2 separate regions of the Homo sapiens genome follow, and region 1 is linked to region 2. Evidence: chromatin loops called from intact Hi-C (ENCODE). Cell type or tissue: sigmoid colon. All regions are shown on one strand. Each heading gives the region's core, and the rest is flanking DNA. Links, peaks and the distances in the headings are about the cores only.

Region 1 (15,045 bases), core at 1-8,000, 100 kb before region 2:
GCTGTCTCACCCACACAGAGCCTGCTCAGCCTGCCGGTCTGGGTGCTGATGGATGAGGACGTCCGGATCTTCTTTTACCAGTCGCCCTATGACTCAGAGCAGGTGCCCCAGGCACTCCGCCGGCTCCGCCCGCGCACCCGGAAAGTGTAAGTGACCAGCCCCTGGGCTTCCACATGGCCAGAGCCCTGGGTCCCTGCTGGAAAAGCATCTCTTTTCCCTGAAAGGAGAGAAGGAAAATACAGATCAGCCATATCCCTGGACACTCCAGGATGATTTGATTTATTAGATGGGTTTAGAAAGTCATGTTCAGGCTTGGAGGGACAGAGGGTGTGTGCCTTTCAATGTGATAATAAGGATTGGAAGACGAGGACTGGGATATTGACTCCAGAGAGTTTGGTGCCACAGCAACTACTGGGGATAGCCCAGAAGCTCTGGGTGCCTGGAAAGAATTGGGGGCAGAGAGGAGGGAAAAGCTGCCCCATCCACAAACATTCTCTGAGCATCTCTGGGAATGCCTTCTCCCTGGTGTGTTGGAGCTCCATGGGGCCAGCTATGGCTCTAGTTGTATCATGCTGGCCTCCAGAGCACACTGTTCCTCCCTTATTCCAAAAAGCCCATCCTTCCCACCAAAAATTCAAGCCACTCGTAGACTGCTGGGCTTCCAAAGCCCAGGTTGCTGCTACTAAGAATTCTGGGAAAAGCAGGACGGAGCTCCTGAGCTCCCCACCAGCTCCTCCCTCTGCTTCCTCCCACCAATGTCTCCAAGGGTCCTCTCCATGCCTGGCATCTCCCCTGTGCACACAGGCAGGTGTGTCTTAATTCCAGCTGTGCCATGTGGCAGCCGCAGGCCCCAGAGCAAGGCACTTCACCTCTCCAACCTTCAGTTTCCCTCAGCTGAAAAATTAGAAACAGTCACATTTACATCAGAGCTTGGTTGTAGGGAGCAGAGGAACAAACACATCTGAACACTTTGGCAAGTGAAAGGCACCGAATGAGCGTGTATCCCCTTCCCCACCTGCTTTCTGAGCCTGGCTTCCTGGTCCATAAAGAAGGGAGAACAATCCCACCTCCAAAGAGGTTGTGAGGATTTGGGGACAAGTGTGCCCGCCCAGAGGAGCAATTGCAGCCACATTTCAGCATCTTCTGTCTCCTCTGCCTTCCCTGCTCCTTGCAAGGGGCTCCTCTGGACACAGGAGCAGGAAGCTGGGCCCTGAGAGAATCACAGGGCTAACAAGCCCCTCTTCTCTCTCCACAGCAAGAGCGTGTCCCCACAGGGCAACAGCGTTGACCGCATGGCAGCTCCGAGAGCAGAGGTAACCCCCGCCCCCACGCTGGCCAGGCTCTCACACTGTGGGCATCTGCCTTGGCCCACCTGCCAGCCACTGGGCCTCTCCTGCTGGGTGCTGCTGTGTGCCTGGGACAGTGCTGGGCACCAGGAGGAAGGAAGGGGTTACAGCCTCAGCCTCTGCCACTGGGGGTCCCCCGAGCCCAGCTAAGGGGAGGGCATGTGACCAGCGTGCGGAGCCAGAGGAGAATGCTTCCATCCCTACGCTCATCCGGACAGTTTACCTGGGCCTCCTCTGAGTCAGCCCTGCCTTAGGCATGGAAGCTGCAGAGATGACTCAGACAAGGCCCAGCCCACGATGAAGCCTGGGGACCAGGGTGGGTGCTCAGCCCAGAGAGTTCGAACCCTTCCCTGTGTGCTCACCCCCACCAGGTTTGGAAGGAGCACCCATCCTGGAGTCAGGGAGACCTGGGTTCAATTCCCAGCTCCTCCACTAAAAAATGGGGTGGCCTCAGAGAAGTCGCTTATTCTCCCCAAGCCTCAGTTTCTACATCTGTAAAATGGGAGACTAAAGTATGTAAGGCACTTCTATAGGAACTCAGTGAGTGTTCTCTCCTTCCCTCCTTACTGCACGCTTCTCCTCAGGCTCTATTTGACTTCACTGGAAACAGCAAACTGGAGCTGAATTTCAAAGCTGGAGATGTGATCTTCCTCCTCAGTCGGATCAACAAAGACTGGCTGGAGGTGAGTTCAGAAGTGAGGATGGAGGTGAGATTGAAGGTGAGGTTGGAGGGAAATTAAAAGTGAAGATAGAGGTGAGGGTGGAAGTGCAATTGGAGGTGAGGATGAAGGTGAGGGTGGAGGTGAGATTGGAGGTGAGGATGGAGGTAAGAGTGGAGGTGAGGATGGAGGTGAGATTGGAGGTGAGGATGAAGGTGAGATTGGAGGTGAGGGTGGAGGTAAGAGTGGAGATGAGATTGGAGGTGAGGATGGAGGTGAGATTGGAGGTAAGGTTGGAGGTGAGATTGGAGGTGAGGTTGGAGGTGAGATTGGAGATGAGATTGGAGGTGAGGATGGAGGTGAGGGTGGAGATGAGGGTGAAGGTGAGGATGGAGATTGAGGGTGGAGATGAGGGTGAAGGTGAGGATGGAGGTAAGGGTGGACGTGAGGATGGGGGTGAGACTGGCAGTAAGGTTGGAGGTGAGGATGGAGGTGAGATTGGAGGTGAGGGTGGAGGTGAGACTGGAGGTGAGGATGGAGGTGAGATTGGAGGTGAGATTGGAGGTGAGGGTGGAGGTAAGGGTGGAGGCGAGAGTGGAGGTGAGGATGGAGGTGAGACTGGAGGTGAGATTGGAGGTGAGGATGGAGGTGAGATTGGAGGTAAGGTTGGAGGTGAGGATGGAGGTGAGATTGGAGGTGAGGATGGAGGTGAGCGTGGAGGTGAGATTGGAGGTAAGATTAGAGGTGAAGATAGAAATGAGAATGGAAGTGGGATTGGAGGTGAGTTTAGAGGTAAAGATGGAGGTGAGGATAGAGGTGAGGAAGGTGAGTTTGCAGGTAAGGATGGAGGTAAGATTAGAGGTGAGGATGGGGGTGAGTTTGGAGTTGAGGATGAAGGTGAGGTTGGAAGTGAGGTTAGAGATGAGGTTGGAGATGAGGTTGGGAATAAGGATGGAGGTGAGGTTGGAGGTGAGGATGGAGGTGAGAATGCAGGTAAGGTTAGGCTGAGATTAGAGGTGAGGCTGGAGGTGAGGTTGCTTCAGGCATTGTATGCTTCAGAGACTGAGGATGGTCTCAGAAGGCCTCAGGGAAGAGATGCTATCTGAGGATAGCCCTGGAGATCCAGGCAGGTTGGGGAGCCTGCGGGAACAAAGCCTTTGGGGAGGCAGGTGTTCGGTGGCAGCAGAACATTCTTGGAGCTCATGCTTTGGTTCTGACCCTGAAAAATGGGTTGCTTAGGGCAAGTAAGTTAACCTACTGAGTTTAGTTTCTTGGTCTGTAATGGGTGTCTCAGCAGGGGCACTATTGACATTGGGGCCAGATGGTCCCTTGTGGGGTTGTCCTGAGCATTGCAGGCTGTTCAGCAATATCCCTGGCCTCTCCACTAGATGCCAGCAGCACTGCTAAATTGCACCAATCACATGGCTCTCCAGATATTTGCTCCTGAGGGGTGAAATCGCAACCACTTGTGTAATATGGGACAACAGTACATACCTTGCCCACAGCAGTAAAAGCTGCTGATGAAGAGTGTGAACTCAGAGTCAGCCTGTTTGGGCCATTTCCTAGCTCTGTTTTTCACTAGCTTTGTGGACCTTTGGAAACTTGCTCAAACTTGCGGTTTCCTTTTCTGTAAATGTTTCTTCATCGGCTTCCTGGAAAGGGTAAAGGAGGTGGTAGATGGCCAGGGCTCGCCCCAGAGCCTGGGTGTGCGGCGCCTGGCCAGGTACTAGGGTCATTAGGAGACTTAAATGAAACTTCAAAGCCAGGGACTTTCCCAGTCACTGCTTTGTCCCTGTGTGGCCCACAGAAGGGCTGTGTTCTGACTCAGTGAGTGGAGGTGGGAAGTGGCTGTGTTGGGCCTTGGCCTGGGACCAGCCTTTTGTATTAGGTCCTGTCTTCAGACTTAGTGCTCCTGTGGGGAGTGTTGAAGGAGGTTCTGGGACAGGCCCAGAGGCAGGGTCAGCCCCCAGGGGTCCCAGGACCTTTAAGAGTTGGGTTGGGTCCCTAGCGTCCAGGCCCTGGAGAGGAGCTAGTAGTGACCACTGGTTTAGCCAGTTTAGCAGTTTCCATTTTACCCTAATCATAGATCTCCATCTCAGGAACTCAGGGCTCTTACAGAGGCCTGAGGAGTATCTCTGGGCCACTTTCCAGAAATAGAAAACATGTATTGCCTTCCTGTTTTCCGGAAAGTCCTACTTATCAGTATGCTGGCTAACTTCTGGCCTCAGGTTGAAGGTGGGGGCAGAGGGGCAGGGAGGGGACCACTTTGAGCCTTGGTTAATATGTTTGTAAAATGGCATGTAAATAATCCATGTTCCATAGGGTCGTTGTGAAGATGAACAGAACACGTGCCCAAAGCCCAGGCCATGGCCGGGTCTGGGTCTGATTTCTGGCTACTTGGTCTAGAGTAGAGGCACAGTTGTATCTGATGAATGAATGAGTGAGTGAGCGGGATCAGCAGCAGGCCCTTCCTCACCCCTCATCCTCTTCCTCCCCTGTTCTATTTTCCTCTGTAACACCTGCTGCCATCTGACTCACTGGATAGGTCATTGTTCACAGCGCGCACAGCGTGTCATTCCCCATCATACTGGAAACTCCGTGGGGGCAAGGACTTATTATTATTTTTTTATTATTATTTTTTCTTTGAGACAGAGTTTCACTCTGGTTGCCCAGGCTGGAGTGCAATGGCGTGATCTCGGCTCACTGCAACCTCCACCTGCCAGGTTCAAGTGATTCTCCTGCTTCCGCCTCCCGAGTAGCTGGGATTACAGGCCCGCACCAACACGCTTGGCTAATTTGTATATGTTTAGTAGAGACAGGGTTTCACCAAGTTGGCCAGGCTGGTCTCGAACTACTGATCTCAAGTGATTCACCAGCTTCGGCCTCCCAAAGTGCTAGGATTACAGGTGTGAGCTACTGCGCCCGGCCCAAGGACTTTTATCTATTTTGAGAGCCCAGAGCCTGTCACGTGGCTGGTTCTCAAGAAGCCTTTGTTGAATGAATAAGTGAATGAGTGAGATAAAAGCAGCTTTCTATATAAATCCAGATTCTGGCATATTGTAAAACCCAAATATAAGCCTTCTTAGAAGTGACCAGCTCAGCGAACTTCCTCGCTTTCCCTCCTCCCTCTACAGAAGAAGACCCGGACCTCATCTGCCTTTCCCCATCACTAGAACGGGGCTGAGGGCTCTGAGGCGTGGCTCTGCTGCCTCTCCTCTCACCAGCATGGCATCCCTTCTCTTCCTCTGCAGGGCACTGTCCGGGGAGCCACGGGCATCTTCCCTCTCTCCTTCGTGAAGATCCTCAAAGACTTCCCTGAGGAGGACGACCCCACCAACTGGCTGCGTTGCTACTACTACGAAGACACCATCAGCACCATCAAGTCTGTGGCCTGGGAGGGAGGGGCCTGTCCAGCCTTCCTGCCATCCCTACGACCACTGCCCCTCACATCACCTTCTCATGGGTCCCTCTCCCACTCCAAAGCCCCCAGTGGCTCCCAGATGAGCCACAATGCTGTAACAAGCCATCAACGTCCAGGGTGGCCTGGCCAGCCTCATTCCCCTTTCCCCCACCCCACACCCCACTTCCAGCCTGATGCCTCCTTACTCCAGCCTGTCACCCCCTTAGGGACATCGCGGTGGAGGAAGATCTCAGCAGCACTCCCCTATTGAAAGACCTGCTGGAGCTCACAAGGTGAGGGGCTGGGAATGGGGCTGGGGAGTTAGATACTCTGGAGAAGAGAGCGCAGGGAGAAATGTTAAGCACTAGTATTAAGGTGCTGGGGTTTTGCGTGTACTTTGTCTTCTCTTTTTATCCGCAGCCCAGCCCTGCAGGTTAGGCAGCATCTCCCCACTTTAGAGATGAGCGGGGAAGCTGCAGAGAGGTTAGGGGAACTGGTTGAGCTCACGCAGGTTGTGGGTTTAGATCCGGATCTGCAGCTGGAGCTAAAGTCTCTCTGGCTAAAAGCCTTGGACTTGAACCATCCACTCTCAGGGACTCACTACCCCCCCAGGTCCAGGACATTGCTGGACAGTTATTTTACAGAATGGTAACCGCATTGCTACATTTCTGACTATAAAACTTGTACCAACTCATTATATATTAAAAAAGAAATGTCAGTAACCATGTCAGAAAGATACAAAGAAGTGAAATCACCTCATATTTTTACTCCCCTCGTTATGTGACGTACACTCAGATTTCTTCAGTACTTACACCCCACACACACATGCACACACAAAAGTCACTTTGGCTGCACAAAACCTTTCAGTGGCTACATCATTAACATGGCCATGCGCTTTTGCTGGCCTCTTAGGATTTCTTCTGCTTTTTTACTACTCTAAACAACATTGTACAGACCATCTTAGTTAACCTATTTGATGACTTATCTGATCATTTCCTTTGAATGATTTTCAAGAAGTGGATTTGGGGATTAAAGCATTTGCAAGTCTCATAGGCTTCTGGCCCACACTGTGAAATTACTGGTAGAAAGCTCAGATCAATTTCTACGTACACCAGCCAAGTAGAAGGATGCGCATCTTCCCGCACCCAGGCCAGACAGTTCCTGTCCTTACAAGGTTCTCCTCAATAGCCTCACACAGGTGTCTCTCTGAGGCTTTATACAGCCCCACTCTGTGCCCAGTCAAACCCACTCTTCTTCACAACTCTTAATCCTTTAGCACATTTATACACGAGACATTTCAGGCTGTGCCACTAATTTCCGTGAAAGTCTCTTCTCCTTCTCCTTTTTTTTTTTGAGATGGAGTCTCACTCTGTTGCCCAGGCTGGAGTGCAGTGGTGCAATCTCAGCTCACTGCAACCTCTGCCTACTGTGTTCAAGTGATTCTCCTGCCTCAGCCTCCTGAGTGGCTGGGATCACAGGTGCATACTACCTCGCCCAGCTAATTTTTGTATTTTTAGTAGAGACAGGGTTTCACCATGTTGGCCAGGCTGGTCTTGAACTCCTAACCTCAGGTAATCTGCCTGCCTCGGCCTCCCAAAATGCTGGAATTATAAGCGTGAGCCACCGCACCCAGCCTCTTCTCCCTTTTAGGCCTCGATATCCCCATCTGTACAATGGGAGGTTAGATTACTTGGATGACACGGGCTTGTATCAGGCTCTGACTTTTTCTTACTCCTGGCTTCAGGACATAAAACCCTTTTCACCCCCTCTCCCTACCCCTACCTTACGCTTAGGCCCTTTGATTATCCCTGACTTTTCCCATGCAGGCGGGAGTTCCAGAGAGAGGACATAGCTCTGAATTACCGGGACGCTGAGGGGGATCTGGTTCGGCTGCTGTCGGATGAGGACGTAGCGCTCATGGTGCGGCAGGCTCGTGGCCTCCCCTCCCAGAAGCGCCTCTTCCCCTGGAAGCTGCACATCACGCAGAAGGACAACTACAGGGTCTACAACACGATGCCATGAGCTGACGGTGTCCCTGGAGCAGTGAGGGGACACCAGCAAAAACCTTCAGCTCTCAGAGGAGATTGGGACCAGGAAAACCTGGGAGGATGGGCAGACTTCCTGTCTTTGAGGCTAATGGACCCGTGGGGCTTGTAATCTGTCTCTTTCTACTATTTACATCTGATTTAAATAAACCATTCCATCTGAAAGGGGCAGGCTGCGGGAAAGAGTGTCTTTCATGGGGAGTAAAATACCATTTAATGAGCATCCACAGGGCGTCATTTATATCTGGCAGGGGCCCTGGCTCTGAGACCCCTGTCCTGCCACCCCATTTCCTTGCTCTGTCCCTGTGTTGGGGGGAAACCCGAGGGTCCCCAAGCCATACCCTTTCTCCCTCCCACTGCTCCCCTTTTCCTGGGATTGGCCACCTGCCCCACAGAAGTGATCTGCTCTGGGTGCCCTCTGGGGTTCCACCAATGCCAAGTCCTCGGCTGTGTGATGAGGGTCAGAAGCTCTCCTCTGCCTTCCTGTCTCTGCTGCTCTGTGGAGGAGGAAGGCAGGTCTCGGGGTTGGTTGTCTCCACTGTAAGTAGACACAGGGGGAGGACTCTAGTCTCATCCAGGAGGAGGGGGACACAAAGCAACGGGATCTCCTTCTCTGAGCTGAATCTCCTTCTATCCTAATCTACCAAAAATTAAACAGGTGTGACTCCCACAATGGTGGTGTGAGGAGCTTGGTGGACCCTCTCCCCAGGGAAACAGCAGTTTAACTGATGAGAAATACTTAAAATCAACTGTTTAAAGTCTCTGGAAATTGTTCTAAGGGCACAGAGCACATGGAGAGACAGTCGTTCAAGTAGATCATTACGTCTCAGTAAGAACAGTGAGTCGGTGGCATTGGAGACACATCGTGTTCCCGTCCCCCCACCCCCAGCTCCATGTGATGGAAATTCCACTCCAGATCCTCCACTCTGGATGGATGCAGCCAGGAAGATGGGCTCCCTCATCCCTCAGCTCCTAACCTTCCACAGTTTCACCCCAGGAGGAACAGGCTGCCAGAATCTCTTCTCTCTGCAGCCCTGTGTTGTAGAAGCACTATTCCAGGTCATTACAGCAGAGAGGACTGAGTTTCCTGCAGTTCCCATACAAAGTACCAGGAAATTGAGCTTAAGCAACAGAAATCGATTGTCTCACAGTTCTGAATGCTAGGTGTCCACAGGGCCATGCTCCCTGTGAAATATGTAGGGAAATCCTTCCTTGCCTTTTCTTAGCTTCTGGTGGTTTGCCGGCAATGTTTGGTGCTCCTTAGCTTGTTGATGGATCACTCTGTCTTCACATGGCATTCTACCTGTGTGTATTTACAGTGTCTTCCCTCTGTGCATGTCTGTCTCTGCATCCAAATTCCCCCTTGTATAAGGACACAAGTCATATTGGACTAGGGCCCATCCTAGTGATCTTCTTTTACCTTGATTACCTCTATAAACCTCCTCTTTCCAAATAAGGTCACATTCTGGAGTACTAGGGGTTAGGACTTCAACATGTCATTTTTAATTCCAACATAACACTTCAACCCATGACACTCCCTTTACCCACTCAGCTCCCCCTCCTAGGGCAAGGGCTCTGCAATAGGCGTAGCAGGCTAAGAATGCTGAACCTTAACCCTCTGGTAGAGCAGGGGTTCCATGCTGAGAGGGGCAATCTGAGATCAAGGGATACCGTCCTCCACTCCAGTGCCCACTCACAGAACAGGACATCACTCCTGGAGAAGCAGGCTGATTTCCCCATCCCCAGCTCTGATGCAGTGGTGCAGAGGTTCTGCCCAGGGAGAGAGTCAGGCCTTAGGGATGGAGAATTCCACAGCTTTTCCTGAGGGGACTAACTTTATTTGGGAAGCATGCCGAAGAAGTTGGCAAAAATAATGGAAATCTTGGTGGCCGGCAATTAAGGAGGGGCTAGATACTAATGCCATCAAGAGAAATGTAAGGCCAGAAATTTAACAGAGAACCAGATAAAGAAATAACGAAGAATAGTGGTTCTAGGACTACAGTCATCCCTGAGGACTCAAAAGATTGTGCTCTCGTGCCAGGCTGCACCCACACAGCAGAAATCAGAGTGGAAAGTGTGGCAGACTTGAAATCATTCCCTAAACCACATACAGATCCATCAGCAAAACACGCTAGCTCAAGAGGCTGAAGCATAACCTCTGACCAAGCAATGGCTGAACAATAAGCTAATCTGACACAGAGGGGATTCTTAGGAAGGCAGGCTTAAAAATAAAATTACACTCATTTCCTGGTGGTCTGGAAGACTGCGTGCACGCCCAGGCCGATCACTCTCAGGAGTGACTGGAGAAAGAAACGCTGGGCTATCAGTTTCTGACTGAACATGGGGCAAGTTTGAACCCTGTACTGTAAAAGATGTCTTCAAACCACATTCACGGCCAAAAGTAAGGGGTGAAACCAATCTAATTGAGGGGGCTTCAGCACAACTTTTCACCAATAGGTGGTTTATGCAGACCCAGGTGCAACCTCTAGGAAACCAGGATAAGAGAGAAAAAAAAAAAAAAAAACACAAGAGGAAAAAATACGAGCGGGGGCATCATAAGCTACACATTGTAGGGGAAACGGCCCTCACAAAATTAGTTCAGTGAAGCCACTAAACAAGTAAACAGATAACAAACCAAATAACAAAAACATTAAGCCCTAGAGGGAATAGGAGAGCAGCATCTAGAGTTGCTTCAAAATATAATCTAAAATGTTCAGTTCCTGATATGGTTTGGATCTGTGTCCCTGCCCAAATCTAATGTCTAATTATAATCCCCAGGTTGAAAGTGGACCCTTATGGGAGGTGGTTGGATCATGGGGGTGGATTCTCATAAATAGTTTAGTGCCATTCCCTCCGTGCTGTTCTTGCGATGGTGAGTGAGATCTGGCCATTTAAAAGTATGTGGCACCTCCTCTTTCTCTCTCTCTTCCCCTGCTCTTGCCATTTAAAACTTGCCCGCTTCCCCTTCATCTTCCACCATCATTGTAAGGTTTCCTGAGGCCTCCTCAGAAGCAGAAGCCACTAGGCTTCTTGTATAGCCTGTAGAACCAAGAGCTAACTAAACCTCTTTTCCTTATAAATTATGCAGTCTCAGGTGTTTTTTTGTTTTTTTGTTTGTTTTTTGTTGTTGTTGTTGTTGTTGTTGTTGTTTTGAGACTGAGTCTTGCTCTTGTTGTCCAGGCTGGAGTGCAGTGGCATGATCTCGGCTCACTGCAACCTCTGCCTCCCAGGTTCAAGTGATTCCCCTGCCTCAGCCTCCTGCGTAGCTGGGATTACAGGCACCCCCAACCTTGCCCAGCTAATTTTTGTACTTTCAGTAGAGATGGGGTTTTGCCATGCTGGCCAGGCTAGTCGCGAACTCCTGACCTCAGGTGATCCACCTGCCTCGGCTTCCCAGAGTGCTGAGATTACAGTCATGAACCACTGCACCCAGCTGGTATTTCTTTATAGCAGTGCAAGAACAGGCAAATATAGTTCCCAACAAAAAATTATAAGAATTGCAAAGACACAGCAAAGTGTAATCCATACACAGGAGGCAAATAAAAGCAGGCAAAGGAAACTAAAAAAATTGCCTTTGAGGGAAGGATTCAGATGCTGGACTTAGCAAACAATGACTTTATATTAGGAATATGTTTAAATAACTAAAGGAAACCATGTTTAAAGAATTAAAAGAAAGTATTGTAACAATGACTCTTCAAATAGAGAATATCAATACAAAGACATAAATAATTTTTTAAAAGAGAACCAAATTGAAATTCTAGAGTTGAAAAGAACAATAACTGAAATGAAAAGTCCACTAGAAAGGCTCAGCAGTAGATTTGAGTTGGCAAAAGAATGTTAGCAGAGAAAGTATAAGCAAACTGAGAGATAGATCAATAGAGATGATGCAATCTTAAGAAAGAAATAAAGAAAAAGGAGTGAAGAAAAATGAGCAGAGCATCAGAGAAATGTGGGACCCATGAAGTGTACCAACATATGCATAATGAGATTACCAGAAAGAGAGGAGAGAAGGAGACAGAAAAAGGATGAAAAGAAATAATGATTGGAAACTTTCCAATTTTTATTTTTTAAAAAACCACCAATCTACATATCCAAAAAGCTCAACAAACTCCAAGTAGTAAAATACAAAGAAAGCCACACTTAAACACATCATAGTCAAAATGTTGAAAGCCAGACATAAAGAGAAAATCTTGAAAGCAGAAAGAGAAAAATGACTCACCGCATAAAAGGGAACTACATTAAGACTAACAGCTGATTTCCTGTCAACCAAGAATCTTACATAAAACAAATCTACCACTCAAAAATGAAGGTGAAATTAAAACATTCCAAAATAAGCAAAAACTGAGAATATTCATTGTTAAGCAGACTTGCCATTACAAAAAAATATTAAAGGAAGTTCACTCTAATGGCTTCATTTTAACTTGATTAGCTCTGTAAAGACTCTATTTTTTTTTTTTTTTTTTTGAGATGGCGTTTCACTCTTGTTACCCAGACTGGAGTGCAATGGTGTGATCTCAGCTCACTGCAACCTCTGCCTCCTGGGTTCCAGCAATTCCCCTGCCTCAGCCTCCTGAGTAGCTGGGATTACAGGCGTGCACCACCACGCCTGGTTAATTTTGTATTTTTAGTAGAGATGGGGTTTCTCCATGTTGGTCAGGCTGGTCTTCAACTCCCGACCTCAGGTGATCCACATGCCCCAGCCTCCCAAAGTGCTGGGATTATAGGTGTGAGCCACTGCACCCAGCTAAGACTCTATCTCATGTAAGATCACTGCATTCTGAGATACTGGGGTTAGAAATTCAACATATCTTTTGGGGGAGAATACAATTTGAACCACAACAGTACACTAGAAAATATCCATTTAAGAAAAATTTTAAAAGACCTTGCAAGGTGTGATCTCCCAAACCCAGTTATTTGGCTTCTAGTTTGTTGCCTGACCACATTCACCAAGAAAATTTTCTGCCACAAAACAACCAGACCTCAGCTAGGACACAGGCTTTGAGGAATTATGAGCCTCACAAGAAGCAAAGGAGTTCTCCAATGATTCTTCCACTCCCCACCAAAAAAACTATGATAGGAGCTGAAACCAGAATACAGAGCAGTTGGGGTGTTGTTTTCTGGAGTGCAGAGGCAGTCCAGAAGGCAGAGCCATGGGGAGGCCATGAGATAGGGAGGCTGCGCCAGGGGCTTCCGTGCCAGGCCAAGGCCCTAGATGTGAGAGCTGAGGTGATCTGGAGAGAGTGGCATTCCTGGCTTCAAGCAGAAGCGGAAGAGGGTCTCCTCTGGAGTAAAGTATTTCCAGTTTAGGCTGGCAGGAGTTACCCTGATTAATATCAAGCAAAAGGCTCATAGTCAAAGATCACCAAATCTCTGTGAGTGAGAATGAGCAGAGGCAATAAACAATAGCTTTAGAGCCCCAGGGACTACCGATTACCGAATTATGTGACTGAAATATTTAAAGAAATAAAGAATGTAACCATAAAGATAAACAAGCAAAAAAGAATGAGATGGCAAATTTTCAGATGTGTAAAAGAAAGAAGGTATGAACGCATCTATGTGTGTGCGTGTGTGTGTGTGTATACACACATATATATTATTCAATGGGTGAGTTGGTAAAAAGTCCAAATTTATCAATAATTCTGATACCATAAACATAGATGGATTCCATGCATGAGTTAAAAGACTGTCAGGGCCGGGCACAGCGGCTCATGCCTGTAACCCCAGCACTTTGGGAGGTAGAGGCTGGCAGATCACGAGGTCAGGAGTTTGAGACCAGCCTGGCCAATATGGTGAAATGCCGTCTCTACTAAAAACACTAAAAAATTAGCCGGGCGTGGTGGTGCACACCTGTAATCCCAGCTACTCAGGAGGCTGAGGCAGGGGAATCGCTTGAACTCGGGAGGCGGAGGTTACAGTGAGCCGAGATCGCACCACTGCACTCCAACCTAAGCGAGAGAGTGAGACTCCGTCAAAAAAAAAAAAAAAAAGACTGTCAGATTGAATTTTTAAAAATCTAAATCTATGTAAGTGTCATATGTACAAGAGACACACATAAGGTAAAACGTCATGGAAACATTGAAATTAAAAAAAAAGTATGAAAAAAGATATTCCTGGAAACCACTAACCAGAAGACAGCTGGGACGTCTATACAGATTCACAATCTACTTTTGTGTAAACTTGGTACTCAAACTCACTTGGTAGCACTCCTTGACCCTGAGCTGAATAGTTAACGCTTACCAGCCATATGTGTCTCTGCTATTCCCTTATTTTTTGATGCTTTTGGGGGGATGAATTTTGATTTTATGTACAGCTCAAGTAAGAACCCGTCAAAATCAGAAGTGAAAAGCTTTTGCTGATAATGAAGCTGATGAAAATTGCATGGGTGGATTTGTTAAGTAACGGTATCTGATGAAAACCTTGGCTCTGATCAATTGGCAGTGGGCTTCAGTCTGCTCTGCAGAATGGCTGATGAGGACCCACCAATTGCTTACACCCTGTTGACTGTTCTTGGCGTACCATGTGCTACAGGAACACACCAGATACATTTGACAGTAACTGGAAAAAGCCTACATCCACCATCTTTGTAGGATGTATCCAATTTACCGTCTGTCAGTACACATACTAGACACCATGAGTAACCAGAGAAATATTTTCTGACTGATTAATAACATTTTTATACCAGCGGTACAAACTCATTGCAGGGATTCTAGCTTGGAAAAAACAATTGTTAGATGTTATCATTCCTAGGAAACTGCTATGCATACTCCCTCCCTAAACATCTTGTGGAAAAGCAGTTTCAGCTTTTATTTCCCCTTGGGGGATATGTGCATTTTAGCCTAAGTGCAAAGAAGTTTAGAGGAAGGGTAAACACTTTTTTTCAGGCTGTGCTCTTGCTACCATCACAGAACCTAAGATTCCATGGCTCCCGAAAGAGTCCAGTGTTAAGAATGTCATGTACACAATTGACAGTGTTTGGAATGATGCTGATTATACATTAACACATTTGACACAGATTCTGACTATACTGATGCTTGCAAACAAGTCTGTACATAAAGGTTTTGGAGAATTTTTGTGACTTATGAGAAAATGATGATGTAAGACTTCATTCTTGCACAAAAAGTTTATCAGCTAAAAGTGGAAATAACTGAGAAAAACTGATACCAAAGAAATGTCAAACACCGTGATTCAGCTATTGTTCATTCTTTGCATAGTGGGGAAGTTGCTAACAAATACAGATAAGGGTTACTGTGATGATAATGACTACACAATTAACACAGAGTAAAACATTCCCATTAAAAATATGGTGAATATTTAATTAGTTAATTATGGGCCTTGAGCAATTCTCAATTAATGGTGAGCAGGAGATAATGGAAAATTACCCAATTAGAAACAGGCTTCTCAAGTAGGCATCTCATGGAATAGGATGCTGGAAGAAGTCATTAAAAAGGCAATTGATTGCAGTGTGCTTCTTGGTTTGGGGACCCTGTTCCTGGTACATCATGAGATGTCCAGGAGGGAATATCTGGCATCCTCAAGTTAAGATAATTCAAGGTGTGTTTAATAAAGGGACTGTTTACAAAGACGTAGACAACACA
Region 2 (15,062 bases), core at 3,026-11,025:
AATGCCACTCCAAGATGCCAGGCCTGTCTCTGCCTTCAGTCAACTTCCACGTGGGTTTCCAAAGCTTAGTATTAAATTGGGTATCAGGTTAAAATAAACATCAGAAACATTCTCATCTTTTTTCTTTCTCACTAGCATTTCTACTTCCTTTTGTTTTGTTTGTTTGTTTGTTTGTTTGTTTAAGAAATAGGGTATTGCTCTGTCACCCAGGCTGGAGTACAAAAGCATGATCATGGCTCACTGCAGCCTTGACCTCCCGGGCTCGAGCAATCCTCCCATCTCAGCCTCCTGGGTAGTTGATACTACAGGTACACGTCACCAAGCCTGACTATTTATTTGTTTTTTGGGGGGTTTTCTTTGTTGTAGAGACAGAGTCTCACTATGTTGCCTAGGTTGGTCTTGAACTCCTGGGTTCAAGCGATCTGCCTACCTTGGCCTCCCAAAGTGCTGGATTACAGGCGTGAGCCAACGTGCTCAGCCTCTATTTCCCGTTGAACTGGTTTTGGTAAGATATTTTACAGGCTAACTGTGTATTTCATCTAGCAGCCAGCAAGCGTTTGCACATCGTTATAAATTATGTCTTGTTATAAACTTGTTCTAACAACAATTCACTCTGAGCAGGCATTCCGCATGCTCATTACATAATATTTTTGTCTCTGTGCAGCTGCACATCTGCACCGTAGTGTAGCTCCCTGTCCCCGGGTGACCGATTGGAACTAGGTTTCTCCATCCCCAATAGGCCTCACTGTGTCTCATCACACCAAAGTATTTTTAAAAAGGCTTAATGAAGACAGCATCCTCTGTATCATCCCCCGGGAAGGCTGAGCAGGTTGCGCACCATAAATACACTTCAACGTTCCTATCTGCCTAAGCCTTGAATCCCCTCCTCTATGATATAGCAAGGTAAATGCCTGCATCCTGACTGCATTTAATGGACCACGGGCCCTGGGTTGGGGTTGCAGCACCCAGTGAGCTATGAGAGCAGCCCCCAGCTGCTCCGTCTGACAGATTGAAGCCAGGCTCTCCAGCCAGCGCTTCCAGCTTCATCAGTTCTGTTTGTTCAACGTTATGTTCCTTCTGCCCTGGTCTCGCAGCCTGAAATTCATTCCTTCACGTATTCCTCAGGATTCTGACATTATAAATTGGCAAAGGTCTTGCAATTGTTTGAATGCCTCCTCCCAGATCAGCTTTGGTCGTCATTACCCGAGGGTCTGCCAGGATGTTATGGTTCTGAAAATAATAAAAGGTGGGAGTAAAATCAACAGTCCCTTCAGGGCAGCAGCCTCAGGTGAGTTAATTAAAGTCTTGAGGCAAAAGAAGATTGATCTCCAGTAGGGAAAAGAGCTGCTATTGATGACTAGGGAGATGAAGTCTGGGGTTCAAGGTATTCAGATTTATCAAAATCTGCCCAAATTTCCACTTCTAATTCTTAGAGTCTCTCTCCTTCCCAATTAATCCCTTGTTACAGAAGAGATCTAGCAAGGTCATGAATTAAATTTGTATTTTATTTTACTTGGAGTTTGGTTTTTAGAAATCCTGGCCCTGCCTGTAATCCCAGCACTTTGGGAGATCACGGTGAGAGGATCACTTGAGCCTAGGAGCTCAAGACCAGCCTGGGCAACACAGGGAGACCCTCATCTCTACAAAAAATTTTTCAGATTAGCCAGGTTTGGTGGTGCGCACCTGGAGATCCCAGCCACTTGGGAAGCTGAGATGGAAGGATCGTTTGAGCCTGGGAGGTAAAGGCTGCAGTGAGCTGTGATCACGCCACTATACTCCAAAAAAAAAGAGAGAGAGACTGAGAGAGAGAGATAGAGAAAAGAAATCTTGGCCCTGTGACCATAAGAAATAAGGAGTTCTTTCAGAGTAATCTAATAATTCTCTGGTGGTCTATCTCTGCCTTCAGCTGGAAATTTACAGTCCTAAATTTGTCTCTTTATTTTTCCTCCACTTTTTCCAGTATGGTCAGAAAAATCCCGCCGGTTCTACAAGAAGAATCTAATATAAGAATCTTATATTGCAATAGCTACTTGATGTCCCAAGGCCTTGCTTGCCATAGGCAGTTGACCCCAGGCAATTACAGATGCTAATTTAGGTAACTGATTTGTCAAAGCATGTCATGAACGGCTAGTGTCTCACTTTCTACTGGCAATGAAGTCACTGTGGCCTTCAAATCTAAAAAGATGAAAAGAACAATTCCAGATTCCTATATTCAAATATTTGGTCTCCAAAAACCCCTTTTAAAACCAAAACAACTGTGGAAAGAGCATGCAGAGCAAAAGCCAGAGAAGCCGCCAGTGGGTGGGAGAAGCTGCCACTAATGGGCAAGGATGGCTTTCAAGAGCTCCCAAGGGAGGGGCTGGGCATCTCACTTGCCCCACACTTGGCTACTGGCACCTTCAGAAGACAGTGTCCTCTCCTTCTCTCCTGTCTTCTAGATCTTTCTCTAGAGCCTCTCACTGGGGAACAAAGCTAGAACCACACAAGGGGCTTCTGGGAAGTCTCTGCCATCCAGAGGAAACCTTCAAAGGGAATGGTGGTGACAGGGGATTGACACGGACAATCCTGTATATCGAGATGGTTTCTCTTATAGCTGTTCTGCTTTGAAGACTCCAACAGACCTACACCCTCTGAATGCTAACAGTAGTCTTAAAAGTGTCATGGAAGGCCGGGCACGGTGGCTCACGCCTGTAATCCCAGCACTTTGGGAGGCCGAGGCTGGTAGATCACCTGAGGTCAGGAGTTCGAGACCAGCCTGGCCAACATGTTGAACCCCCGTCTCTACTAAGACTACAAAAAATTAGCCGGGGGTGGTGGCAGGTGGCTGTAATCTCAGGTACTCAGGAGGCTGAGGCAGAAGAATCGCTTGAACCTGGGAGGTGGAGGTTGCAGCGAGCCGAGATCGTGCCACTGCACTCCAGCCTGGCAACAGAGCAAGACTCTGTCTCAAAAAAAAAAAGTGTCATGGAAGGACTTTGGCTCTTCCCCACAATGGCCACTTGGACCCTGGACTAGGGCAGACAGCAACGAAAACCGAAGAAGGAATGGAAAGAGGATAAAAAATAATATATTTTTATTTTTATTTTATTTATTTATGTATTTATTTTTGAGATGAAGTCTTGCTATGTCACCTAGGCTGGAGTGCAGTGGCGGGATCTCGGCTCACTGCAACCTCTGCCTCCAGGGTTCAAGCGATTCTCCTACCTCAGCCTCTCGAGCAGCTGAGATTACAGGCATCTGCCACCACACGTGGCTAATTTTTTTTTTTTTTTTTTTGAGATGGAGTCTGGCTCTGTTGCCCAGGCTGGAGTGCAGTGGCGTGATCTCGGCTCACTGCAAGCTCTGCCTCCCGGGTTCACGCCATTCTCCTGCCTCAGCCTCCCAAGTAGCTGGGACTACAGGCACCCACCACCACACCTGGCTAATTTTTTGTACTTTTAGTAGAGACGGAGTTTCACCTTGTTAGCCAGGATGGTCTTGATCTCCTGACCTCGTGACCCACCCACCTCAGCCTCCCAAAGTGCTGGGATTACAGGCGTGAGCCACTGCGCCCGGCCAACACCTGGCTAATTTTTTTTGTATTTTTAGTAGAGACTGGGTTTCACCATATTGGTCAGGCTGGTCTCAAACTCCTGACCTCAAATGATCCGCTGAAATGATCTACCATTTGGGTCTCCCAAATGTGCTGGGATTACAGGTGTGAGCCACCGTGCCTGGCCAAAAGTAATATATTTTTTAAAACCTGGCAGGAGGAATTTGCCTATCTGAGATATAGACTATAAGGGCTGACGGTGCCTGTGAGGAGAACGAAGATGCCCTTTTGCTCTGGAGGACTGTATTTTCAGAGCTGTCAAATAGCGTGTTCCCTCTGTTTGTTTCTCTCTCTCTGAATCCCCTTCCCAAGGTTGCAAGCATAATCAAGGCCCTCCAGAGCAAAGGTGCTCGATTTCACTAATAAAGCAATGCAAAATGAAACAACTGTGTGATCCTATTAGACCTCTCATATCACTGAAAATAAAGCAAGTGACAGCAAAAGTCCATGAGAAGAGGAGGAAACGGGCATGCTCACTCTCACTCATGACAGTGCAAATTCGTGTGTTTCTGGAAGGCAATTTGTTAACTTACACGATAACATTTTAACTAAACATGCCCTATTACTCTCAGAAACCTAGCCCACGGAAATACTGAAACTGCCTTTGCAGAATGGCTCACACCCGTGATCCCAGCACTTTGGGAGGCGGAGGCAGGCGGATCACGAGGTCAGGAGTTGAAGACCAGCCTGGCCAAGATGGTGAAACCCCGTCTCTACTGAAAATACAAAAATTAGCCGGGCGTGGTGGCAGGCGCCTGTAATCCCAGCTACTCGGGAGGCTGAGGCAGAGAATTGCTTGAACCTGGGAGGCGGAGGTTCCAGTGAACCGAGATGGCACCATTGCACTCCAGCCTGGGCAGCAAGAGTGAAACACCATCTCAAAATAAATAAATAAATAAATAAATACAAAAATTAGCTGGGCGTGGTGGTGCATGCCTGTAGTCCCAGCTACTGGAGAGGCTGAGGCGGGAGAATCGCTTGAACCTGTGAGACGGAGGTTGCAGTGAGCCCAGATCACGCCACTGCACTCTAGCCTGGTGACAGAGCAAGACTCCATCTAAAAAAAATAATAAATAATAATAATAATAATAATAATTACAAGTAATGAATTAGAGAAAACTAATGTGACTGACTCCGTCTTGCTTCTAACCTCACAGGCTAAATTGCTTTTTTGCTTATTTTAGTGCAGAGTTCAAGAAACTATGAGAGGAATTTAGTTTATAGCTAAACTTACAGGCAAGGAAAACTGATTCCCCCCACCACTCCTCTCCTTGTCCAAAGACTGAAGCTGCATTCATAAGACAAGGGTAGAATTAAGGTAGAGGCTTGAACTTTGCTAAGGAATAGGCAGAATTAAACAATGACTGCCCAGTGCTTAGCTTGTTTTTCTATAATTTGCTTACTGTCCAGAGTCACTTAACTGGGGGTTAAGTGGCAAGATTTATAATTCCCCCAACTACTCCTATAGATGACATCACTATTGTGAAATCTAAAAAAACTGGTCTTTGAGATATTTTTCAGATTTAGCATTTTGATAAACCAACAGATACCACTTTGTTCTGAGACTGCCCACCCCCACCACAACCCACCCCAACTCCCAGGAACTGATTCAGCTGCGTGAAGGCAGATTTATTTATTTATTTATTTATTGAGACGGAGTCTTCTCCACCCGGGCTGGAGTGCAGTGGTACAATCTCAGCTCACTGCAACCTCTGCCCCCTAGGTTCAAGGGATTCTCCTGCCTCAGCCTCCTGAGTAGCTGGGATTACAGGCACGCACCACCACACCTAGCTAATTTTTGTATTTTCAGTAGAGACGGGGTTTCTCTATGTTGGCCACGCTGGTCTCGAACTCCTGACCTCAAGTGATCCGCCCACCTCAGCCTCCAAAGTGCTGGGATTACAGGCATGAGCCATCGTGCCCGGCCAGATTTAGATGCCCCTGTGATTTCATCTCCAGTCAATCAACGGTTCCAGTTCCCCAACCCCCTGCCCACCAAAGTACCCTTAAAAAAAACCCTAGCCTCTGAATTCTCAGGGAAATGGGTTTGAAAAATTTCTCCCTGTTCCCCTTGCTTGGCAGGCCCTGTGATTATTAAACTCTTTCTAGGTGGCAACACCTCCCGTTCTCATTGGTTTCTTCTAGGGCAGCGGGCAAGAAGAATCCATTGAGCTGTGACGATTCTGACATGAGCATGAAAAGATGTGTCCAAGGATGCTCCGTGGGTGTGGTTTGTAATAGTCCCAAGGTGGAAATATCTGAAGCTCCCATCAGTGGGCATCTGGTTAGTGTAGCAATATGATAAGGGGGACTTTCAAGACTCCAAATTCAGATAAAGAGTCATCAAAGAGCCCACATCTGCAGAGAACCATAAACAGTGGGGGTCAGATGCCCTCTCAGGGTTCTGCAACCCCACATCCTCACTAACACACTCTGGCCCTCCTCTGGGCCAGGGAGACCTGGGCTAGAGAGAGAGGGAAGAAGTGTCAGAGAGGTGAGTGCTTGGCCAGGTAAGAAAAACTGTGGCTTTTCCTTCCCCCTTACCGTGAAGAAGGAGCTGGGGTGAGCTCCTCTGCCCCAAGCCAGGTGAGGATATCTCCCAGAGGAGCAATGGTAGAGCCTGGCGGTCTTCACTAAGGGGAGACTCACATTTTGTTCCCCAGTGAGAACAACCCATCGTGCCTGCCGGACCTTGCTGTGCTCTCTGCCTTCTGATAGGGAGGAGAGGGTTGGAGGGAGACCACGGGGGATGGAGGCTAGTGGGGCTGCCACACTTCCACCCCATGACGCCACAGGATGAAGGAGCTTCCAAAATGCACGTGGACCCCAAGGAAGGGAGTGAGGCGTGAGTGGCCACGCAGAGCCCATCCAAGGGGGCAGACAACTGGGTGAGAACACCCCAGCAGGCCAAGGCTGTGGGGTGTGCCCTAGAGGAGGGCAGGACCCGAGGCAGTATGGGGAGCTGCTGAGCCAGTGCATCTCCCTCACGGGGGCGCTGTGCAGTGTAGGTGCCCCTATGGGACACGCACACCTCCTCCAAGAGCGGCCCCCGCAGCGGAGCAGAGCTGGCCAGAGGAGCACTAAGTAAGCCAGGCTGACAGAGGTGCTGGAAAAGAGGTCCAAGGGGGAGCTGGAACTGTTACAGGCATTCAAACCAGAGTGACTCCATTTTGAACAGGGGCTGGGCTACTGGGCTGCGTTCCCAGGAAGTCAGGCATTGTTAGCCACGGGATGAAATAGAAAAAAAAAAGTTAGCCAGGTCTGGTGGCGCACACCTGTAGTCCCCGGAAGGATCGCTTGAGCCCAGGAGTTCGAGGCAGCATTGAGCTAAGATCTCGCCATTGCACTCGGCCTGGGTGACCGAGTGAGACCCTGACTCTAAAATAAGTAAATAAAAAGAACCAAAAAGTATCTAATTATGGATGATTTTTACTTTCGTTTAGACGCTATTCTCTATAATAAAAAATGTTGCATTTGTAATCAGAAAATTAAAAAAGAAAGAAAGAAAGAAAGAAAGAAAACTGTTAAAACTGAATTGGTAGAAGAATGGGTTAGTGAGACAATCCCTCGCAGAATCTTGTGCTTTGGGAAATCTCCGTGCCGTTTGTAGAAGGATTGCACCAGTGACGCGGTGACACCCATCTCCTCCCAGCCCCGCCTCCTTCCTTCCGGTCCGCTGCTGAGGCTTGGCTCGGCTTGTGCTGCCACCTACAGGTCAGCGACAGACATTACTTCAACCCCCCTTCCGCAGGGGCAGCCGCTCCCAGCTGCAGTTTTCCCTTTTCATTTTAAGCCCTTGGATTTCAGAGTTGAGGATGGAGATGTGTGGGAACTTCCAATGTGAAGTCAAGATAGGGGAGAGGGCAAGACAGAATGAGATAGAGAACACCTGTGTGTGCATCTGTACATGCAGGGCCCAGTGCAAAATGAAGATGTGGGGGCCCCTTGTTCAAAAATTATTAAGAATCTCAATATTGTAACAGTAGGGCATTAAATCAAGTGCAGCGCCCTCTGAGAATGAGCCGTCTGGGACTGCACAGGTTATAGGCTGCATGCCCATGAAGCCGACTGGCAACCTTGTATTTGGACTTAAGTTAGCAATGCTTTCGTATGCTGTGCCTAGGTGTGTATGTGTACAAATATGTATATTTGTGTGTGTGCATCATGTTTGCGTGCACCTGCTTGTACAAACGTGCTTAGATGTCTGGTTTTTGTTTCGTTTTGTTTTGTTTTCTACACGGAGTTTTGCTTTTTCACCCAGGCTGGAGTGCAGTGGTTCAATTTCAATTTGGGCTCAGTGCAACCTCCACCCCTGGGTTCAAGCGATTCTCTTGCCTCAGCCTCCCGAGTAGCTGGGATTACAGGCACCCGCCACCATGCCCAGCTAATTTTTGTATTTTTAGTAGAGATGGGGTTTCACTATGTTGGCCAGGCTGGTCTCCAATCCCTGACCTCAGGCAATCCACCCACCTCGGCCTCCCAAAGTGCTAGGATTACAGGTGTGAGCCACCACGCCCGGCCTTAGATGTCTGTGTGTAAGTTCATGTACAGTGTGTTTGTGTGTGTGTGTGTGTGTGTGCATATATGCATGTGAGACAGCAGGTTTCTCTGTTCCAGGGAAGGACAGGGGCCTCAGGTTTCTCACTCCAAGGCTGCTGAAGAATAGCAAGAGGGGCCGGGCGCAGTGGCTCATGCCTGTAAACCCGAGGCAGGCAGATCATAGGGTCAGGAGATCGAGACCATCCTGGCCAACATGGTGAAGTCCCCTCTCTATTAAAAATACAAAATTTAGCCAGATGTGGTGGCGGGTGCCTGTACTCCCAGCTACTCGGGAGGCTGAGGCAGAAGAATCGCTTGAACCCAAGAGGTGGAGGTTGCAGTGAGCCGAGATCATGCCATTGCACTCCAGCCTGGTGAAAGAACAAGACTTTGTCTCAAAAAAGAAAAAAAAAAAAAAAAAGACTAGCAAGAGGGTGTCTTCCTATAAGAGGAGTTGTCAGGTCCCACCCACTGAACTGCAGGGCTCTTGGCACAGAAAAACTCTCTCCTAACCTCAGCACTAAGGGAAGACCAAACTCTAGCTGGCTCCTAACAGCATCAGGACGTGTCCCTTGGATGACTCCAGCACCACCATCCTCTCCCCATTAAAATGTCACCTGAGGCTGGGTGCGGTGGCTCCTGCCTATAATCCCAACACTTTGGGAGGCTCAGGAGGGAGGATCACTTGAGCCCAAGAATTTGAGACCAGCCTGAGCAACATAGCAAGACCCCATCTGTACCTTAAAAAAAAAAATGGCCCTCACACCTGTAATCCCAGCACTTTGGGAGGCTGAGGCAGGCGGATCACCTGAGGTCAGGAGTTAGAGACCAGCTTGCCCAACATGGTGAAACCCTGTCTCTACTAAAAATACAAAAAATTAGACAGGCGTGGTGGTGGTTGCCTGTAATCCCAGCTATTCAGGAGGCTGAGGCAGGAGAATCACTTGAACCTGGGAGGCGGAGGTTGCAGTGAGCCAAGATCGTGCCACTGCACTCCAGCTTGGGTGACAAGAGCGAAACTCTGTCTGAAAAAAAAAAAAAGGCCAGGCATGGTGGCATGCACTTGCAGTCCCAACTACTCAGGAGGCTGAGGTGTGAGGATCACTTGAGCCCAGGAGTTGGAGGCTGCAGTGAGCTATGATTGCACAACTACTCCAGCCTGGGTGAGGGAATGAGACCTTGTCTCTAAAAAAATAAATACATGAATAAATAAATAGATAAATAATGCTGCTTGAGAAAGCTCAACATTACCTGGAGAATTGACTGTTTTTGTTCTAGCCAATGCCTGACAATAGGTCCCTGTATTTGGCCGTTAATTCATAAGAAAAAAGGTTTCATTGGCTCACAGTTCTGCAGACCATACAGGAAGGAGCATGCTGGCATCTGCTTCTAGGGAAGCCTCAGGGAATCTTTTTTTTTTTTTTTTTTTTTTTGAGGTGGAGTCTTGCTCTGTCGCTAGGCTGGAGTGCAGTGGTAGGATCTCGGCTCACTGCAACCTCTGCCCCCAGGTTCAAGCGATTCCCCTGCCTCAGCCTCCCGAGATGCTGGGACTGCAGGCACGTGCCACCACGCCTGGCTAATTTTTTTGTATTTTAGTTGAGACAGGGTTTCACCATGCTGGCCAGGATGGTCTCGATCTCCGGACCTCGTGATCCACCTGCCTCGGCCTCCCAAAGTGCTGGGATTACAGTCATGAGCCAGCTGCCTCAGGGAACTTTAACTCATGGCAGAAGGCGAAGCGGGAGCAGGCATGTCTGTCACATGATGAAAACAGGAGCGAGAGAGTGAGGGGGGAGGGGCCACACAGTTACCCAATCAGATCCCACAAGTACTCACTCCTACTGCGGGAACAGCACCGAGCCACGAGGGACCCACCCCATGACCCAAACGCCTCCCACCAGGCCCCACTTCCAACATTGGGGATCACATTTTAACATGAGATTTGGGAGGCAACAAACACATACCCAAATTATACCAGCCCTGGCCTCTCTTTCTTAGAAAATTAACCTAAGAACAGCTTACGATGATGAATCCCTCCCTGGTCCCTTTGAGATATGTGTGCATCTTCTACAGCGCAGGAGCGGCCTGAAAGTTGTTCCTTTGAAATGGAATCCTCAGGAAGGACAGGGCCTCTGTCTCCCTGTCTCTGGGTGAACTGAATCCCAGCTGAGATCATTGCCAGCTTGCAGACATAGACACAACTGGCGGGATGGCTCCGACCCTGCCCAGCCCTCATCGCTGTTCACTTGAGTGCCTGCTGTCTTCCCAGCTCCCACGTTCTTTCTTTCAAACGTCTGCCCAGCCACCTCTGCAGAAGCTGGAACAGAGCTCAGCTCTTTCCCCTGCTGAACCAAATCTGCCTCCACTTCCACTGCCTGCACTCATGTCGGTTGTGTTTCCCTTTGACACCCACTCTGCCACCTGGACCATTCAGGGTGCTCCCCCTGACTCCTGCCGCCAGCGCCCACACTGGCCTCCTATGACAGGGACACACGCTACTGCCACCGCCGCTGGAGCAGAGCCTGCCCCAAGGCTGCGAGTGCCAAGGAGGTGCAGCCCTCCCCTGCCATGGGGGCAGCCCTACCCCAACGCCCCGATAGCTCTGAGGTTCTACAGATTCTACATGCTTCCTAGAGTTCCTGGGGGGAGTTAAGTTCCAGGGGTAATTTCCGTCATCGTGTACTTTTTTTTTCTTTCTTTCTTTCTTTCTTTTTTTTTTTTTTTTTTTTTTTTTGAGATGGAGTCTCTCTCTGTCTCCCAGGCTAGAGCGCAGTGGCATGATCTCAGCTCACTGCAACCTCTGCCTCCCAAGTTCAAGCGATTCTCCTACCTCAGCCTCCCGAGTAGCTGGGATTGCAGGCGCCCACCACCGCGCCTGGCTAATTTTTGAATTTTTAGTAGAGACAGAGTTTCACCATGTTGGCCAAGCTGGTCACGAACTCTTGACCTCAGGTGATCTGCCCGCCTCGGCCTCCCAAAGTGCTGGGATTACAGGTGTGAGCCGCCCTACCCGGCCAGTTGTGTACATTTGATTGGCTTCCTTCTTTCTCTCTCTTCCCCACTCCCCTCCCTGCATCTCCTCATGAGGGTTCCCAAGTAAACCCTTGCATGGGAATCCTTGTTCCGGGGTCTGCTTTTAGGGAACCCAAACTCTGAGGCTCTTCCCCAGCCATGTGGCTTGGTCCCCAGGGACTGTTCTGGAGGGGCTTTGGTTTTTATTCTCAGCTGGGCAATGTGTAATATGCTTATCTGCCCCCTGCAGGCAAAGCCCGGCCCAGACTCCACCCTAGGGTCTAATTTCTGTCCCTACAGATATCCTTCATCTCCCTTCTCAGCTTTCCTGCGGCTAAACTGAAACGGTTTCTCCTTTGTCCTTTCTTTGTTTCTGATCATTTCTGGGTGGCTGAGGTATGTGGGAAATATACTAAGGCTAAATCACACTTATCCAGCCCCTCTTCCACGCCAGGTACTATGGCAGGCGCTTCATCCCAGGAGCCCCTAGACCCTCACAACCGCCCCATAAGGTAGATTCTCTGACTATCCCCAGTTTACAAATGAGGAAACTGAGGCTCAGAGGAGGCCTCTTGCCCAGGGTCTCACAGCTGTTTGGCAGCTGAGCTGGCATCCAGAGCTGAGTCCTGGTTCTGGCCACCCTGCATTGAATTAGCCAGGGCAGCAAGGTCACTGAGAGGGTGCCCCAAAGGAAGCCGAAACACCTGAGCTCAATTCTGTGTCTTCCTCTCACATGCTTTGGGACCTTGACAGTTCACTTTATTGTCCATGCAGGCCTCAGTTTCCCCATTTGTTAAACAGGGAGGTGCAGATAGGGGTCTCTAAAGACCTCCCAGCCTTTTTCCTCTTGTTCTTCCTCAGGGAGGGAGCACAGTGTTATAAAGACTTCAAGTCTACAGTCCAAGAAGCCCTGCTTGGACTGTGGACCTCAAGTCAGCCTGTAATTATCTCGGGTTAATTTATTTGAAGAAGTTGCCTGGCTTTTCCCCAAATCCTACCAAATGCATCTGCAGCTTTTCCTTCTCCTTCACCCAGCTTTAAAATATCTCTCCCGCTTCATAATTAGGAAGAATTTAATGACTAGCAGCAAATATGAAAATCTCCATGTAAACTGCCTCCTCTGGACTTTTGTTTGTTTGTTTGTTTGTTTGAGACTGAGTCTTGCTCTATCACCCAAGCTGGAGTGCAGTGGTGTGATCTCGGCTCCCTGCAACCTCCGCCTCCTGGGTTCAAGTGATTCTCGTGCCTCAGCCTCTCAAGTAGCTGGGATTACAGGCACCCGCCACCACACCCAGCTAATTTTTGTATTTTTAGTAGAGTCGGGGTTTCATTATATTGGCCAGGCTGGTCTCAAACTCCTGACCTCAAGTGATCCGTCCCCCTCGGCCTCCCAAAGTGCTAGAATTACAGGCGTAAGCCACCGCACCCGGCCTCTCCTCTGGACTTTTTACATACGTATTCTAGACCTCAACCTTGCCCACCATAGTTTGTACTTCCCCTGAGCAACGTGACCTAGGTGAGGTTAAAGTTGAGGACCTCCAAGTTAAACCACCTGGATTCAAACTCCAGCTCCAACACACTAGCTGTGTGACCTTGGGGGAGTCACTAGAATTTTCTGTGCCTCAATTTCTGGATCTATGAGGCAATGAGGACAATAAAGGTACCTACCTAGCAGGGGTGTTGTGGTGACTAGGTGAGTTCATGTGTATACAGTGCTTTCTCAGTGCTAGCTATTATTCTTAATGGGGTCACCCTGTGGTTCAAGTCCCTTAAGTCTGAGAAAATGTGGTCTCTCCTTGGTGAATCAACTTATCTGTGTTGGACATTGCAAGAAGGTTGGGGAGTAAGGTAAATAGACCTAACTAAATCTTATATGAAGTCCAGGAACAGTGGCTTACATTTGTAATCCAGCACTTTGGGAGGCTGAGATGGGTGGATCACTTGAGGTCAGGAGTTCGAGACCAGCCTGGCCAACGTGGTAAAAACCCCATCTCTACTAAAAATACAAAAACTAGCCAGATGTAGTGATGCACACCTATAGTCCCAGCTACTCAGGAGGCTGAGGCACAAGAATTACTTAAACCCGGGAGGTTGCAGTGAGCTGAGATCTTACCACTGCACTCCAGCCTGGGTGACGGAGTGAGACTTTGTCTCAACAACAACAACAAAAATATTTAAAAAATTAAATAAATAAATATTATATAAAACAAAATCTAGGGAAAATCCCTTAGGGGGGTCACAGGTCAAGATGACTGGAAGAAACCTATAATCACCCAGAATTGATTGCACAAAAGAATGGGCTTGCTTGTTTAGGGACAGCCAGAGAGGATGTGCTGTGGGAACCATTTGGGGAGCAAATGAGCAGCTGAACTATTTATTTCTGACCTCCAAAGGGCCCACAGTGACCAATTCCCTTCCCTCTGGAGACTTGGAATGTTTTACCCTAGGAAGTCTGCATGGGACCCTGACCTGCTCCAAAGCTCTAGTAACGCTGACCCCAAATCACCTGGGGCCAGGAGCAATGCTCCCCAGCTTCTAAATTCCCACCCTGGAAGCCCCAGGCAGTTGACTTCCATCCCCCAGGCTGCACCCTCTCTCTCCTGACCCTTCACCACCTTGTATTAATTTCATCTTTGTCTCATATTATCATCTCTCTGAGCCAAGGACTACTCATCTCTGTCTCCCACATGGTGCCAAACACTCAGCGTATAGTAGGTGCTCAGTAAATACTGGTCTGCTGGGGCCAGACACGGTAGCTCACACCTGTAATCCCAGCACTTTGGCATGCCAAGTTAGGCGGATTGCCTGAGCTCAGGAGTTCGAGACTAGCCTGGGCAACATGGTGAAAACCCATCTCTCCTAAAAATACAAAAACTAGCCAGGCATGGTGGCATGCACCTGTAATCCTAGCTACTCAGGAGGCTGAGGCAGGAGAATCGCTTGAACACAGGAGCCAGAGTTTGCAGTGAGCCGAGATTGCACCACTGCACTCCAGCCTGGGTGACAGAGTGAGACTCTGTCTCAAAAAAAAAAAAAAAAAAAAAAAAAAAAAAATATATATATATATATATATATACTGGCCCCTTGAAAAGGGATTTGGATAGGAGGGGCCCAAGCCTGGCTCCTGCCACTGCCCTGGACAGGTCACCTAACCCCTTTTGCTTGTCGTAAACCAGGGAAGCCAGCAGCACAGGGAGGCTAAGATGCCCTCACTCAGACTGATTCATGCAATGCCAGCAATGAAAGAAACTCAACCCCTTGTCCTGAGAGTAGGCTTACTCCCTTCTCTGATTATCTGCTTCCCAAGTGCGATGCGTGCAGTGTGGGCCAGAGGAAGGAAGTGGCCAGGCCTTTGGCAGGCACATTTCTCCATGAGCATTGGTAATGGGCATCTGGATTAACACATCAGTCCATCTAACCACCCCCCAAAACAGGACTCCTCTTCCTCGGCTGACCTCCCAGGCTTCTGAACCTGCAATTTTAATAAAATCATTGTCATAATCACAGCCGTTGTAACTGATGTTCATAGTTTTCTCTGTCTGTGCCAGGCGAAGTGAGGAACAGCGAAAACTATGTATAATAATATGGAGTGACGCAATCAATTTTAGCGTGTTCAAAGTTCTGAGAAGTCTTGCCCAAAAGCAATCTGTATAGTGTTATGTAAACCAGCATAACCTGATTTATTTGACAATGGGATAATTTTTCATAGAACATCTGTTAACATGCCACAGAGTTCTTTTAAACATATTTAGGAAACAGGGCCTTGAGGAAGGAAAAGCATAAGTGTTTATTGCGTGTCTATAACTGGCTCTGTGCCAGATACATGGCATGCATTTTCTCAGGTAATCTTCACAATAGCCTCTGAAAGAGGTGGAACTGTCCCTCTGTTAGTACTCTAGAAATGAGAACTGGCTCTGAC

Evidence for each region. Hi-C counts contacts between places; a loop is a spot of excess contacts. Peaks named below come from ENCODE experiments on the same cell type or tissue, not always from the same donor. Only the 100,000 strongest peaks of a DNase experiment are listed, where the experiment ranks them.
Region 1: a loop joins it to region 2, with 15 times the contacts of the local background. A loop is called at or near these places in 44 of 110 quality-filtered maps.

What each region holds. Positions count from the first base shown.
Region 1 is chr22:36,870,397-36,885,441 of GRCh38, forward strand. It overlaps NCF4 (neutrophil cytosolic factor 4), which reads left to right. Exons shown (of 10, transcript NM_000631.5): 5 at 19-146; 6 at 1,256-1,313; 7 at 1,931-2,029; 8 at 5,257-5,387; 9 at 5,633-5,698; 10 at 7,232-7,619. The coding sequence ends at 7,427. It overlaps NCF4-AS1 (NCF4 antisense RNA 1), which reads right to left and starts at 47. Exons shown (of 2, transcript NR_147197.1): 1 at 1-47. RefSeq lists an enhancer at 1,397-1,935 and a silencer at 8,574-8,766. In sigmoid colon, for the core only: a CTCF peak has its summit at 3,406 (motif pointing right); a DNase peak (open chromatin) is centred at 3,424; H3K27ac peaks cover 1,777 bases; H3K27me3 peaks cover 940 bases.
Region 2 is chr22:36,970,941-36,986,002 of GRCh38, forward strand. No RefSeq gene overlaps it. Among named protein-coding and RNA genes, the nearest start is that of LL22NC01-81G9.3, 13 kb to the left of the region's middle. RefSeq lists cis regulatory regions at 9,782-10,109, 11,125-11,724. In sigmoid colon, for the core only: a CTCF peak has its summit at 7,309 (motif pointing left); DNase peaks (open chromatin) are centred at 6,611, 7,261 and 9,885; H3K4me3 peaks cover 876 bases.